2 separate regions of the Mus musculus genome follow, and region 2 is linked to region 1. The links are chromatin loops, found by intact Hi-C in ENCODE. Cell type or tissue: left cerebral cortex. All regions are shown on one strand.

The links. A loop is a pair of places that touch in the nucleus more often than their neighbours do. Peaks named below come from ENCODE experiments on the same cell type or tissue, not always from the same donor. Only the 100,000 strongest peaks of a DNase experiment are listed, where the experiment ranks them.
Region 2: a loop joins it to region 1, with 2.1 times the contacts of the local background. A loop is called at or near these places in 2 of 42 quality-filtered maps.

What each region holds. Positions count from the first base shown.
Region 1 is chr17:69,345,674-69,353,673 of GRCm38, forward strand. No RefSeq gene overlaps it. Among named protein-coding and RNA genes, the nearest start is that of Zbtb14, 34 kb to the right of the region's middle. In left cerebral cortex, a CTCF peak has its summit at 3,792 (motif pointing left); a DNase peak (open chromatin) is centred at 3,777; H3K4me3 peaks cover 358 bases.
Region 2 is chr17:69,117,277-69,125,276 of GRCm38, forward strand. It overlaps a transcript of Epb41l3 not described here. Among named protein-coding and RNA genes, the nearest start is that of Epb41l3, 38 kb to the right of the region's middle. In left cerebral cortex, no CTCF peak of the experiment used is centred here; a DNase peak (open chromatin) is centred at 3,448.

The sequences.
Region 1 (8,000 bases):
ACCATGGCCAAGGCAACTTTTACAAAGGACATATAATTAAGGCTAGCTTACAGGTTCAAAAGTTCAGTTCATTATCATTAAGTCAGGAAGCAGGGTAGCATCCAGGCAGACATGGCACTGGAGAAGGAACTGAGGGTTCTACATCTTCATCCAAAAGAAGCCAGGGGCTTACTCTCTGTTCTAGGTAGCTAGGAAGGAGGGTCTCAAAGCTCATCCACAATGTGATACACTCCTCCAACAAGGCCACACCTACTCTAACAAGGCCACACCCCCCAATAGTACCACTTTTTGGGCCAAGCATATTCAAGCCACCGCATATATTCATATATGTATATTCGTGTATACATATTTATGTGTATACATATATATATACATATATATGCATATATATATATACACACATACATATATATTCATACACACACACACACACACACACACACACACACTTTAGAAATGTCAGGCAATGTATATTAGACATTTTCCTCCTTGGCTGACTGACACTCTGTTGCTCTTGGCTCATAGGCCCCGCCCCCCCCAATGCACCTCCTAGCGAGACCCCGCCTCCAAACCACGAACCCCCACCCCCCTCCTAGAGTCTCCGCCCCAGGGCGGGGCCAAGGCTAGTGCAACTGGCTAGTTCATCCAGTTCAGCCTTAGCGAATCCTAGCTCCTGGCTCCTCCCAGGTCAGTCCCCACCTCCCTATCTTCTCCACCTTTGTGTATGCCCTTTCTAATAAAATTAACTCATCAGGTCCAATGTGTGTCATCCACATACTCCTAGATGTGAGGCCATCCACCAGAGCCTGCTTGACCTACCAGGGGCTAAGTTCCCTTAAAGAAAACTGAACCTCCATCTCCCAAAAGTCTCATCAAATGGCAACGACTTCTTGGTTGACCTTCCCTCTCTCTGCTGGATTTTTGTCAGGGGTCAAGATTAATTCTGTATATTTAGATTCCCACTTGTCCCAAAACATTTGATTAGACAAGCAATTCCTCCCATACTTGTTAGCAGTGTGTGCTTTTCCATAAATCAGTCATCGATTTTACCGTGGGCTGATCGTGGCTTCTCTGCTCTGTGCTTTCAGCTGTCCTTGTGGACAAACAACACTTAATTTCAATGGCGTTATAATAAATCTTATCCAGCACTGAGGGCCTGAGCAGTGAATTTATTTTCAATATTCTTTGCATTTTTCACTTCCAAATAAAACTTAGAACTAACTTGCAAACTTTTATAACAAAGAAACCTGCTGGAATTATAAGTTGTAACTGTATTGAATATATCGATCAATTTTTGGAGAGCTGACAAACTATTGAATATATCGATCAATTTTTGGAGAGCTGCCTTGCATGTTTTAATTCATTAATATAGATGCTATTCAAAGTCTTTAATACATTAGCATGTCATGCCCCTCCATTTATTCTAAGGTTTCACTAACATGTTTAGAATTGGTGTGTGTTTGTGTGTGACATGTACATGGGTGTGTATATCTGCCAGTAACTGCATCCCTGTGTGCATATATAGGTATTAGATGTAAGTCTGCCAGTATCTGCATTTGGGTATGCATGTATAGATGTTGCATGCATGTCTGGCAGTACCTCCATCTGTGTATATGTGTATAGGTGTGTACGCATGTCTGGAAGTACCTACACACATGTGTGCATGTATAGGTAGGTGTGCATGCATGTCTGGCAGTACTGCACCCATGTGTGCTCGGTATGGAGGTCAAAGGTTGACATTAGGTATCTTCCTCTCTCACTTTCCACTTTATTTTTGGAAACAAGTTTTCTCAGAGAATTTGAAGTTCACTGATGGTCTGGACTGGCTTGTGGTGAGCACTACTGTTTCTGCGTCCAATTACTTAGATCATAGGTATAAACCTATACCTAAGTTTTTTACAGAGGGACTGAGGATCCAAATTCAGGTCTCCATGCTCTGTGCAGCAATCACTTACTTCAAATACAGTGTCCCAGCCTTGCATTGTTACATTTTGATACAATGATTTTTGCATTAAGCATTTTTTGTTTAATGCATTTATCCCTATACATGTTTGAGAGTTTTAATTAATATTTTTAAATAATTTAAAATTTTATTAATAATAATTATGCATATTCACAGGGCATAGTTCTTGCAGAGGACCTGAGTTCGGTTCCTAGTATCCACATTAAGTGGCTCACAACCACCTGAAATTCCAGAGCCAGGGGATTCAATGCCCTTTTCTGGTCTCCTCCAATACAGGCACACATACACACACACACCCCACAGAGATACATAGACCACTGCAAATAATAAAAGATTTTTAAAACATCTTTATGTATACATTTATCAGGACAAGGAAGAAAAACCTGTTCACTGAAAACTCTAAAATGTCACTGAGATAAATTAAGTAAGACATAAATCAGTGAAAAGTCTTGCCCATATTTGAGGTTTAGAAAAACGTAGGTAGGACTGGTCACATGACTTAGCGTAGTTTTCCTATCAGAACTGCAGCTAGCTCGTCCATGGAAACTGACAAGCTGATCCTAAAACTCGTGGGTGATAGAAACCAGAAGAGACAAAGCAACCTCAACAAAGCACAGAATTGGAGGATTCATTTCCTCATCTTTCTTATTGGATATTTTATATTTTTATTGGTTATTTCAAATGTTATCCCCTTTCCCGGTTTTCCCTCCAGAAACCCCCTATTCCACCCTCCCTCCCCTTGCTTCTATGAAGATGTTCTCCCACCCACCCTGGGGCATCGAGCCTTTCCAGGACCAAGGCCCTCTCTTCCCATTGATGTCCAACAAGGCCATCCTCTGCTACACATGAAGCTGGAGCCATGGGTCCCTCCATGTGTGCTCTTTGGTTGGTGGTTTAGTTTCTGGGAGCTCGTGGGGGTCTGGCTGGTTGATACCCAAGATACAGTTCACAGACCGCGGTGAAGCTCAAGAAGAAGGAAGACCAAAGTGTGGCTGCTTCAGTCTTTCTTAGAAGGGGGAACAAAATACTCACGGGAGGAAATACTGAGACAAAGTGTGGAGCAGAGACTGAAGGAAAGGCCATCCAGTGACTGCCCCACCAGGGGTTCCATCTCATATACAGTCACCAAACCCAGACACTACTGTGGATGCTGGGAAGTGCTTGCTGACAGGAGCCTGATATAGCTGTCTCCTGAGAGGCTCTGCCAGTGCCTGGCAAATACAGAGGCAACTCACAGGCAACTATTGGACTGAGCACGGGGTTCCCAATGGAGGAGTTAGAGAAAGGACTGAAGGAGCTGAAGGGTTTGCAACCCATAGGAAGAACAACAAGATCAAGTCCTCATCTTAAAGCTCAAGGCTTGCCTCTTGTCTTTGATAATCAGGCGGTGCCCTGCTGTGTTACTAGTTTGGCTTTCTGTACTTCCCTATCTGATTTCCTCCTCACTGCAGTGGGACCATTAGCTCAAAGCTGTCTAGGGGCAAACCTCGAGGTCTTACACATCCATTGCATTAAATAGACGCAAGATAAACACATGCTTAGCTAGGCAAAGTTGCTTACATAACACAAGTCCATTCCTAACGCTCTCTGTCTATACAGAAGACAAACTCTGTAGCAATTAAAAAACCCACACTTCTGCCCTTTGGAGACACTGGGAGGTCCCCCAACCCTCACCACACCCCGCACCCCCAAACTCCGCTTGCCTTGTCTGGGAGGAAAATCATCCCCTCCAATCACCTGTCTCTGTGGGAGATCCCTTGCTCTCCTCCCCTTTGGATGGCGACCCTGCAGCGCAGGCAGCCTTGAGGAACCTGGGCATAAAACACTGCCATCTTGTGGCTTAAAAGTTATCATACAAGTGAATGAAACAGAGTTGAGCATTCATAAAGAGAGCTTTAATATTATGGTCAACTGATGTCTCACACGGATGCCCCAACCACTTGATGAGAAGGAATAATCTTTTCAAGAAACAATAATAGAACAACTCAAGAATCACATAACATACAATTTCCTCCAAAATGATCATGACTTTAAATATAAAAAAGTAAAGACTAAAATCTCTTAGTAAAAAACAAGAATAAATAATTGTGGCCTTGTGATTTGTTTTTATAAGACATTAGAGATGAAGGAAGAAATGGTAAATTAAATATCAGAAAAATGTTTGTGCTTAAATTAATACCATGAGGAAAATAAAAAGCATACACAGAAATTCCGCAGCCAGCCTCACAACACCTAGAGGCAGCTCCACTCCCAGGCACTCCAACACGCCCAGGATCAGAGATCACAGGATCCCAGGAACTTGGTCACACCAGGATCTCAAGGTCCCAAAGGCAGCTTGACTCTCAGGAGCTCGGACACAATCAGGATCTCAGTGTCACAGGATCCCAGAATCACAGGATCACAGAGACAGCTTGACTTGGAGGAGTTCTGACACAACCAGGATCACAGGAAGGACAGGCTCCAGTCAGACATAGCCAGAGCAGGTAGCACTAGAGATAACCAGATGTCAGGAGGCAAGCATAAGAACATAAGCAACAGAAACCAAGGTTACTTGGCATCATCAGAACCCAATTCTCCCACCATAGCAAGTCCTGGATACCCCAACACACTGGAAAAGCAAGATTCAGATCTAAAGTCACTTCTGATGATGATGATAGAGGACATTAAGAAGGACATAAATAAATCCCTTAAAGAAATACAGGAGTACACAGGTAAACAGCTAGAAGCCCTTAAAGAGGAAACACAAAAATCCCTTAAAGAATTACAGGAAAACACAATCAAACAGGTGATGGAAATGAACAAAACCATCCAGGATCTAAAAATGGAAATAGAAACAATAAAGAAGAAACAGCAAAGGGAGACAACCCTGGAGTTAGAAAACCTAGGAAAGAGATCAGGAATAATAGATACAAGCATCACCAACAGAATACAAGAGATAGAAGAGAGAATATCAGGTGCAGAAGACACCATAGGAAACATTAACAAAACAGAGTCAAAGAAACTGCAAAAAACAAAAAGCTCCTAACCCAAAACATCCAGGAAATCCAGGACACAATGAGAAGACCAAACCTAAGGATAATAGGTATAGAAGAGAGTGAAGATTCCCAACTTAAAGGGCCAGGAAATATCTCCAATAAAATTACAAAAGAAAACTTCCCTCACTTAAAGAAAGAGATGCCCATGAACATACAAGAAGCCTACAGAACTCCAAATAGACTTGACCAGAAAAGATATTCCTCCTGTCACATAATAATCAAAACATCAAATGCACTAAACAAAGAAGGAATTTTAAAAGCAGTAAGGGAAAAAGGTCAAGTAACATATAAAGGCAGACCTATCAGAATTACACCTGACTTCTCCCCAGAGACTATGAAAGCCAGAAGATCCTGGGTAGATGTCATACATACCCTAAGAGAACACAAATGCCAGCCCAGGCTACTATACCCAGCAAAACTCTCAATTACCATAGATGGAGAAACCAAGGTATTCCATGAAAAAACCAAATTTACACAATATCTTTCCATAAATCCAGCCCTACAAAGGATAATAGATGGAAAACACCAACACAAGGAGTGAAACTACTCCCAAGAAGAAGCAAGAAAGTTATCATCTTTCAACAAACCCACACAAACTAATTCCACCTCTAACAAGAAAATTAACAGGAAGCAACAATCACTTTTCCTTAATATCTCTTAATATGAAAGTTAATATTACCAATTTATCCTAATCAATTGAAATTCAAAAATATGAGGAATTAGAAATTTGTCGGCTGTCTAATTTAGTAATGGGAGAAATAGGTCCAGTATTATACAATCCATATACACTTTCTGCTTGTTTGTACATGACAGTGCCACATAATGGCCTTAAAATTTTGCTTCTCCTATCTTAGCCTCTATATTAATAGGATTATTTATTTGATGTTTTGACACCATGCTGTGGTTTTCAGAACAGCTTACACATTTCAAAATTATTTATACAGCCAAAAGAAAAGTAGACAATTAATTTGGGAGGTGGCTTGTAAGAGAACAACAAAGAGTGAGACTGAAGGCTTTGCTTGATATTTATAATTATTGTCTCAATTTTGAAGGCTTTGCTTGATATTTATAATTATTGTATCAATTTTGAAGAAGGGGACTTTATAAGTTACTCTTAGTCTGAAATGAATGCTTTTGAAAATCATCACAGCCAAGGAACCAGAATCTTACCCTCGCCTAACGTCTGTGCCACCCTCCAAGCAGAACCATTCTTCATTGAAACAGTTGATGAATGACTTCATGGATAGACCATCTCAAAACACACACCATTTCTTAAATGAATGTAACCTGTTCTCTGCCGGCTGAGAATGACGACAATCACTCAAGTCAAATAGCTTTGACCGTAGCAGGAAATCTGTATCCAAAAATCGTGCCTACAGTTAATTCCTTGGTACAGCAGAACTGTCAACTCTTAGCTTATCTATCTACTATGGAGGTAAAATCCTTTGATGATGTGAGGGATATTCAAGTACAGCCTTATTACAATGAACTCCAATGTCCAAAAACTGTTCTTATTTTGTGTTTATACCACAGTAAGCCAAGATTTTAAGCTCTACTACAAACAAAACAAACAAACAAAAAGACTGTATCTATTTATGTTCATTAAAAAACTAATAGTGATATATTATTTTAAAATATATGTTAATATATTTTAATATATATTTAAAATTTATATTGAGAAAAACGTATGTATTTTCAGTATTGCTGTAGACAAATATCTACATAAGACTGTTCAACTGATTGTTGCTTTATATCAAACAACTTTTATAATACTCATTTTTATTGTTACAATATTTTATAAATTTTAAAGAATATGATAAAAAACGAAAGGTATTGCAGGTTTTGAAGGGGGAGGGCTCTCCGGGAGGAGTTGGGGTACAAAAGGGAAAGAAGAATGTGATGTAAGTCTATTTACTCAAAATATGTTTTTAAATGTTAACAAATTCAGATAAATTGAAATTATGTATCTTTTCTCATCATAATGCAATAAAATTTAAATCAAAGGGAGAAAAGCATATAGGATGAAAGCAGGTAATTAAGGGTATTTCTAACAAGTGCTTTATATCTGAAATATAAAGCTTATCGTTACAATTTAATAATAAGCAACTCAACTGAAATGCTCACGGACTTTGGTAAGGTATTGTAACCAAATCAATACACAGCACACAAATAATACATGGATAGCAATAAACACATGAAAATATGCACAACCTCTTTGTCTTGTTAATTTTATATCATTTTACTTACGCACACATGAGTCTAAATGATGCTGTGAGGGTGAGCCCCTTGTGATTTCCTTTAAACCAATAGACTGGGGTGATAGTTATTGTCCAACATGTGTGTGATTCTTTTCCAGGCAACTGAAGGCCACTGGAGAAAAGATTTAGGTCTCTTGAGAAAAAGTTCAGCCTCAAAGACTGCATTCACTTAAAAACTGCAGCATCTGCTGCTCTCTGCCCCTAACCTGATAGCCTACTCGGCAGAGTTTAGACCCAGTGGTCCCCATGGTCATGTGAGTCAATCCTCCTATATTTAAGTAAATTGCAAGATAGATAGATACTAGGTTATATAGTAGATGATTGATAGATAGATGATAAATAATAGATGATTGATAGATGATTGTCACGTAGATAATAAGTAAATAAATAATAAATGATTGATATATAGATAATAGGTAAATGGGCTAGTGAGATGGCTCAGTGGTTAAGAGCACTGACTGCTCTTCTGAAGGTCCTGAGTTCAAATTCCAGCAACCACATGGTGGCTCACAACTATCTGTAATGGAATCTAATGCCCTCTTCTGGTGTGTCTGAAGACAGCAACACTGTACTCATATACATAAAATAAATAAAATCTTTAAAAAAAGATAATAGGTAAATGATTAATAGATATATAGATAGATAGATGATCAATAAAATAGATAAATGGATAAATAGAAAATAGCTGTTGGATAAATGATAAATGACTGATAGATAATAAAGAGATGATAAATATGTACACAC
Region 2 (8,000 bases), 230 kb before region 1:
AAGCCGTGTATGTTCTCCAAGTTCACCACACACACTTTCTGGAGATTAGGGGGGTCCTTGAAACTCCTGCGGACAAGAGACTTGTTATTTCAGTTTGCATCTCCTAGCTCAGTGGTTTCGTGATAGCACCTAATACTTTCTGCATTCTGTATTGCCGTCAGTGTCCATGGCACTGATACAGCTTTCCGGGGCATTGCTGTAGTGGACTTTTGTGTGAGCAATATTGTGATCCTGTTAAGTGGAGTTTCAGTGTTGCCTGAAGAACGCAAGTCTTTCCTTCTAGTAGGTTTACATTCATTCTGTGGGAAGCACCTTGTTCTCACCTTAGGTCTCAGTTACATCACACAAAATGATGTCATTTCATTAAAGGCTTTTATTTAATAGGTTGCATTAGGAAAGAGTTGCCTCCCCCCTAGAATTTGGGCTAGAGAGGTAAGCTTGGCAGTTAAGAGCACTTGCTGTTCTAAGAGAGGAACCAGGCTTAGTTTCCTGCACCTATACAATGTCTCACAACCACTGTGTGTAACTCCAGCTCCAGGAGAATCCATACGTTCTGGCTTCTGCAGGTACCTTCATTGCACATGGCACACTTGGACGTAGGCAAGCACACATGTGCCCGTACACACACACACACACACACACACACACACACACACACACACCCCAAACACATAAAAATGTCTTTTCTAAAAAAATTAACCTTTGTTGGTTCTTTTTATGCTATTTGCAAATTCTGATAAGTGCCACCTCAGAGGCAGAAGCAGGGAGGGGACAGGTTTCTTGCCTACTTCGGGTCTGGTCCACATTGACACATAACTTCCCCTGGATTATTTCCCCCTCCAGCCTTGTGACACGATCACCAGGCTAAGCTTCCACACTTTCCTATCTCACCCTGATAACTTCTAGTTCCCCAAAGCTCCACGGTTATAACCCTTACAAACGGATACCTGGCAGAGATGGTGGCTTAATTGAATTTTTGTGTTCAAGATGTACATCCACATCTATTTTAGGGAATTTTATAACTTCTATAAACCAAAATGCACAACCTCGTCCACTTTCTCAGGCTGCTATAGAATATTAAAGACTTGCTACCTAGTTACACACATACACGGCTAATAAACTGTGAGTTTTTCCTGAGCAGATTGAAACCTGATAGCTCTGATTATCTGGGACACTAAGGATTCAAAGACAGAGTCTGTATTTCCAGCACCTGCCTATAAATGTGCCATGTTTTCAGGCTTCATGAAGCAGACTGAATAACCAAGCTGCCAAATAATTATCTTCAGGAAGAGCTTAAATTACCATACATGAAATCCTATTTATTTCAAATAACTCCACGCACAATCACAATATAATACAATTCATTAGTTCTTTAAACTCTTTTAGACTACTTGCTTATAGCATGAGTGAGTCTGCATTTCCCTGTCTAGTGCAGCCTCGACGAATAAATGTCTTTGAAAATATGCATATGAGGTTAGAGATGGCTTATTCAATAAAGTGCTTATTATACATGCATGAACAGCTGTTTGATTTCCCCCTAGGTAAAGAAAATCTGGGTGTGGCTTGCACACTTGTAATCCCTGGAGAGGCAACGTTGAAAGGCTGAAAGGGTCAGGGAGAGGCTCTGTCTAAAAAACAATCGGTTGGAGAAAAACACCTAGAGCCAACTTCTGGCTTGCCTATGGATACACACAAGCGTATATACGCACAAGCATGTAAATATACATACATAAAGATACATGTAATCTAACATGCCACAGATGCTGTATGTAGCAAGGGGACAGATGGCACACACTGGTAATAGTTTTTCCCCAGCTAGACTTCAACGTCCACGTACAAGCACAGACTCCCCTAGAGCAAATGGGAATCTCCAAAAAACGGAAAGTAACATGGACCCAGGTGCTAGGCGTATTGATTTCCAGTTTTGTTTTGTTTTTAGATTTCAGTTTTCAAGTCCGCCTTTTTTTGAAAAGTATCAGATAAACATTGGAGGGATAAAAAGATCATTATATTAATTTTTGGGAAACTGCTCACTCCTGGAAACAAGGCAGCCATTGATAGATACAGTAAGAGCCTCAAAGTTCTGGGCACCGTCCCATTTCCTGACTCATCATCCCAGTCCGAGCTTAGCGCCCGCCCATTTTTATTGAAGTCCGTCTCCTCTTTGAAGTGCTTTACATTTGTTGATTCTCACTTTGAATCAGATAGAATAACTTGAGACATTGGGGAGTCTCGCCAAGGATGGGTCTGAGTTGTTTTCATATGTTTATTAATTGCTCTGGTAAGAAATTTCACTTACTATCTACCACCTGCCACGATCTCTTCTTCTCTTTTCACTTACTCCTTTCCTAGTATCTCATTTTTTTTCTAGAAAGAATTTTGAAATTATTTTTTGCTGATACATTTTAACCCTTACAACACTGGATGAACATCTTTGAAGATGAAGAAAAGGCTCAGAGAGCGGAATAATTGTGTAAAGCTATTATCAGGACTCACACATTTAAATGAGAGCTAATAAGGAATTCGCTCATTTGCTAACAAAATAATGAAATGGGTCAGAATCAGTGGTTGCTGCGATAGTGTGAGAATGTGGTTATTTCATTTAACATATCTAACCCATGTAGCACATGTGTTCTAAGAATTTTAGATCTGCCTAACTGATCCACATATACTCCTCTGGTGTGTATATAGGAAATAAATTAGGTTATTGGCTAGTTTTTCTGTGCATTAATTCCCAGTGGCATTATAGGTAAAGAGTTTGTGCATAAAAGACTTGATCAAGCCGGGCAGTGGTGGCACACGCCTTTAATCCCAGCACTTGGGAGGCAGAGGCAGGCAGATTTCTGAGTTCGAGGCCAGCCTGGTCTACAGAGTGAGTTCCAGGACAGCCAGGGCTATACAGAGAAACTCTGTCTCAAAACAAAACAAAACAAAACAAACAAACAAACAAACAAACAAAAATAGACTTGATCAAGATCAGAAACATGCTGATGAAACTCATGAGAATTGTGTTTTACAGCCATGCCTCTGAAACGTTTTCAGCACATACGTTTCAAAGGTAGTTACTGTTGGCAGATGACAGCCTGACTCTCCTCTTCTAAGCTGCCTGTGGTTAGTGACGGGCCTTGGTGGAATCACTACAGCAATGAACACCATGTTGGCTTCATATCCTGTGCAGATATGCTAATATATCTGGGGAAAGGGATTGAGGAAAAGGAGGCAAAAGAGAGGTGCTTCTGCCACGTTTTTCTGGTGGCAACCTTCTCAGCTTCTAGTCAGCTACCCTGGATCATATTCTGAAAACAGAGACGGAGCAAAAGCTGTTGGTTCAGGACTATGTGGCTGTCTAGAGATATACATGTGACCTCAGAGAATGGCAGTGAGCTCAGATGCCTGGGAGTGTGTGGATGGGTGGGAGGAGGGCTCCAGTCAGGTGGACGTGTGCAAAACCGCGCGACTCAGCAACACTCTGTCACTCTGCGTTTTCAGGCTTCGTTTTCACAGTGAGAAGCTGATTGCCTGTCTCCCAGATTCCCCCTCAATAAAAAGCTGTTATTAAATTGATGTAGGAATCATACAGCGGCTCAGCGGGACCTCTGCTGGTTTAGCGGGGGCTAACAAACACTGGTGGGGACGGTCATGGCGTTCTACACTGATTTTGTGGCTTATAGGTCTCAGCCGCCTAGTCTGAAAGTTAGACTAGTGTGCTAAACACAGTGGACAATAATTATTTGCCAGAATCACACCTCTCTGTCTGCAGCTCAAGAATTCCAGAATCTTTTCAAGTTTTTTTCCTATCTGTGTTCAGCAGCTTTCCCTATACAGTCTGATAGGGCTGTCTCACCGCGTGGATGTTTGAATTCCCCCCAGGGTACCTGCCAGCTTCCTGGCTGCTCTGTGGCTCCCTGCCAAGAAGTCTGCAGGGGCTGGTGGGCGTGGCTAATTGTTTATCTGCCTCCCTCTTTTTTTTAACCCCCTCGGAGATCCCAGCTTTGTACTGGGTGCTGCTGAATCTCCTGTCGCCCCATGAGTATCAGGAGATAGTTTTATTTGTGTTTATACACTTACGATGTGTGCTTTTACATTCTAAGGGAGGCACATAAACTTTCAGGAGATTTTAAACCTTTAAGGTGAAAACTGCCGCTCAGGTTCTGCTTGCAGCTCAGACACAATTTGTACAGACGAGCAACTATCTATCCCTCAGAGGTTCTGCTTCTTTAACTCAGAACCGAGGGCTTGGGAGCTCATTGCCTTGGACTTTGTTAGGACTCTTTTTCTAGGATAAAAATCACTTGAGCTGCATAAAAAAATACCAAGTTTCATCTACAGTATTTAGGAAACATTAGCTTTAAACTATCCTTAAACATATTCTGTTTAAAAATCAATAAGTAAACATCTGTTGAATGCTGAGAGAAATTAAATTGTAGACTCCAGATGTAGTTCGATCCTCTGTGGCGGTGTTTATGTAAATCACAGCTTTCTAACAATCCTGAGACAGCTGCCAAGCTTTGACTCTTCCACCAGGATCCTTCCTCCACCGTCTTCTTCATCTGAGATGAAGAACTGTGGCTTTCTGTGCCTCTCCCTATGGCAGTGGCTCCCAGCAGCTATCAGATTATTATCTTTGACCCATTTGCCGATTGCTGTCATGTGAGAAAAGCCACTGAGAGACCACGGGGTCCCTAGCCCTGAAAGTCAGTTTGAGAGAAAACTCTTTGCTCTTTAAATGGAAATCTCCAGGGATTTTTCTATAAAAACTCCAGAACCTCTAGCTTGGGATAACACTTCACATGTGTATTTTTTTTTTTCCTTTCCTGCATTTTATGTTGAAAGTTGGGCTGGGAATGTAGTATCTTTGTCTTTAGGAAATTAGATTTCTATGCAGAGACCTACATGATATTTGATAGACTGTGACAAAGTAAACTGTAATGTGTACATATGTGTGTGTGTGTGTGTGTGTGTGTGTGTGTGTGTGCATGTGTGTGCATGTGTGTACTTGTGTTGCGGGGCCGACCAGCGGCTCGCGAGGAACGGTACGACTGAGATGGCAGCTCGAGCTGAAAGAAAGGAACTAGACGGATGGAAGAAAGAACGGAGCCAAGTCAAACAGGATTTTGATCAAAGCTCAATTTTACTGATTCGTGCACCGAGTTATGAAGCAGGGGGAAAGGGTTAATTCCCGCCAAATAATCCTGGGGTCCAGTTGCAGGGTGGCCACATGTATGGCTCCAGAACAGCAAGGTGGCAGGCTCCAGCAGTGGGCGTGGCAGAACGATTGAGCGGCAGGCTCCACCCCATGCAAACAGTGAAACCTGAGCAAACAGGTTTCAGGCTGAGGGGATGGGGGAGGTTACATACTTGCATGTGTACATGCATGTGTGTATGCATATGTGTATGTGTGTATGCATATGTGCATGTGTGTATGCATGTGTGTGCATGCATATGTTTGTGCACACACATGTTTATACACATGTGTATATTGTCTATTCTCTTTTCTTCCTGTACTAACTACATGGTTTCTTACTTCTGTCTATAGTGAGCATTTGAGGAGGCTCCTTTCGGGCACTGGCATTTTTGCATTCTGTTTCTGATTCTTAACCCATCTCACTAATCACATCAGCACGAATGTGGAAAGGGTATCATAGCCACCGTCCCTTTTCTCTTTGTCCCTTTTTCCTCCTTGGCTTTCCATCCTGTGACTGAGTATGAGAGACGGTCGCTGAAGAGGGTTGCTTCCCTGCTGGCTTCAGATGCTTCAGTTCACAGCTGATTGGGCCTGTGGAGAAGGGCATAATGGTGGACATGCGGGATGGAGGAAACTCTCACTTTTCTCATGAAAGTGAGAAGGACAGCCAGGGATCCATCACCTCCTGGTGGCTACATCTCCAATGACCAACTTCCTCTAGGCTCTAGCTCCCAAATCCATCATGTTCCAATAAAACCACCACCAGGGCCAGCTTTCAATGTGTGAACATTTGAGAGACACTTAAGATAAAAATTATAACACTGTTTTTCAACCCTAGTAAAAAACTTAAAATTTAGATACTTTCAGGATAAAGTCCCCAGAATTAAGCTTAAAAAAGGACAGTTAACAATAGCCAAATATAAACTAGTTTTCTTTATAATAATAATTATTATAAATTATAATTTTATATACTTATATATAAGTATATATTTATAATTTATTAGTAATTATAATAATTATTTGTGTTTTCATTATTTTCATGATAAAAATTGCTTCTTACTCATTTTGGCTTTAATCTAGCCTCTGTCTTCCATGCATGAATATAAACAACTTTTGTAACATATATATACATATATGTGTGTGTATATATGTATATGTGTGTATATATGTGTGTGTATATATATATATGTATATATATGTTTCATAACCTTTCCCCATAGTACAAACACAAGTTTTCAAATATTGGCCACTTAGCTTCTTCTAAGTTTATCTTGTATAGCCACGTATGGGTTTGGTTCTTATTCTCCAGAGAATTAGACATTGCATACAACCATAGGTACCTGTGACCCCTGACGTGAAGGGACAAGCCATGCTAAGGCCATGCTACAAATGCATGATGGATGTAAGCAGGAGACCCCAAATGGAAGCTATGGGGCTGAAGGCTCCATGGCAACACACTGATCTTGCTTCTCTCAAGTCTATCGCTGTGAAACATGTGCTGGGGGAGCTAGAGTAAGAAAGGAATCTCAGCAGCCGCTACTACACCTCTTGAGCAATACAGAAAAAAACCAGACAAGTGTGGTCACATACATGTGGTTATCTATACATATCTATGTATTTGTGCATGGTTATCTATGTACATCCATGTGTGTCTATTTATATAGCTGTAGGTGTATTCATCTATACATTCACATGTGTGAATATGGTCACTACTTATGGAAGTATATTGACCTTCATGCTTCCTCATGACTGTGTGTACATGTTGTCTGTACTGTGTTTCTTACAATTTATCTCATTCTTTATGTGCCTGCGTATGCTGTGAAGAGACACAGTGACCAAGGTAACTGATAAAGGACAACGTTTAATTGAGATTGGCTTACAGGTTCAGAGGCTCAGTTCATTATCATCGTAGTGGGAGCATGGCAATATCCAGGCAGGCATGGCTGTGTCTAAGAAGAGCTGAGACAAGCCATGTATGAGCTTGAGAACATATGGATATGTTCTCCACACATTTGCATGATTGTATGTCTATATGTGTGTATGAATGTATATGTATATATCTATATGTGTGTACGAATGTATATTACCCACAGAATAATTTATGAACAACATGCCACTGTTTTGGAAGACTGGAAACTTTAAGAGATGGAATATGTGCCTGCAGGAAGTAGGTCCATAGAAGCATGCCTGGAAGGTCACACCCAGACCCCAGTCCCTTCCTCACTCTTTGCTTCCTTTCTATTAAAAAGTGAACATCTTCCCCCACCACCTGCTCCCATCTCTGCGGTGTTCTGCCTTAACATGGGCCCAGACTCAATGGAGCTGTGGACTTGTGGATGCAAATCCATGAAGCCATGAGACAAAAGAAATCTTTCTAGGTTTGGGAGCTGCTTGGCTAGCAAAGGCATTGCCATGAAGCCTGATGTTTCCTCGAACCCACGTGATGGAAGGAGAGAGCTGACTCCCAAAAGTTGTCCTCTGACTCCTCCATATTCAAGTGCTTGAGCACAAACAGATGTACATGCACACATATGTGCAACATGCACACATGCATACATGCAAGTAGACACATGCACACACACACACTTGTATACACAGATAAAGAAGCAAGCCTTTCCTCCTTTAAGTTGGTCAGGTGAAAATTTTTTTCACGGTGATAAAGTAACTAGTTTATGTATTTGCAAAACCATCTGTAACTCTAGTTCCAGAGTTTACATATATGTGACTGTGAATCGGCACATATATGCATCTATACTCAGGAGTCTATACTAGTGTATATGTTTGCTTATATTCAATATTAGTGCTTGCATGTGCA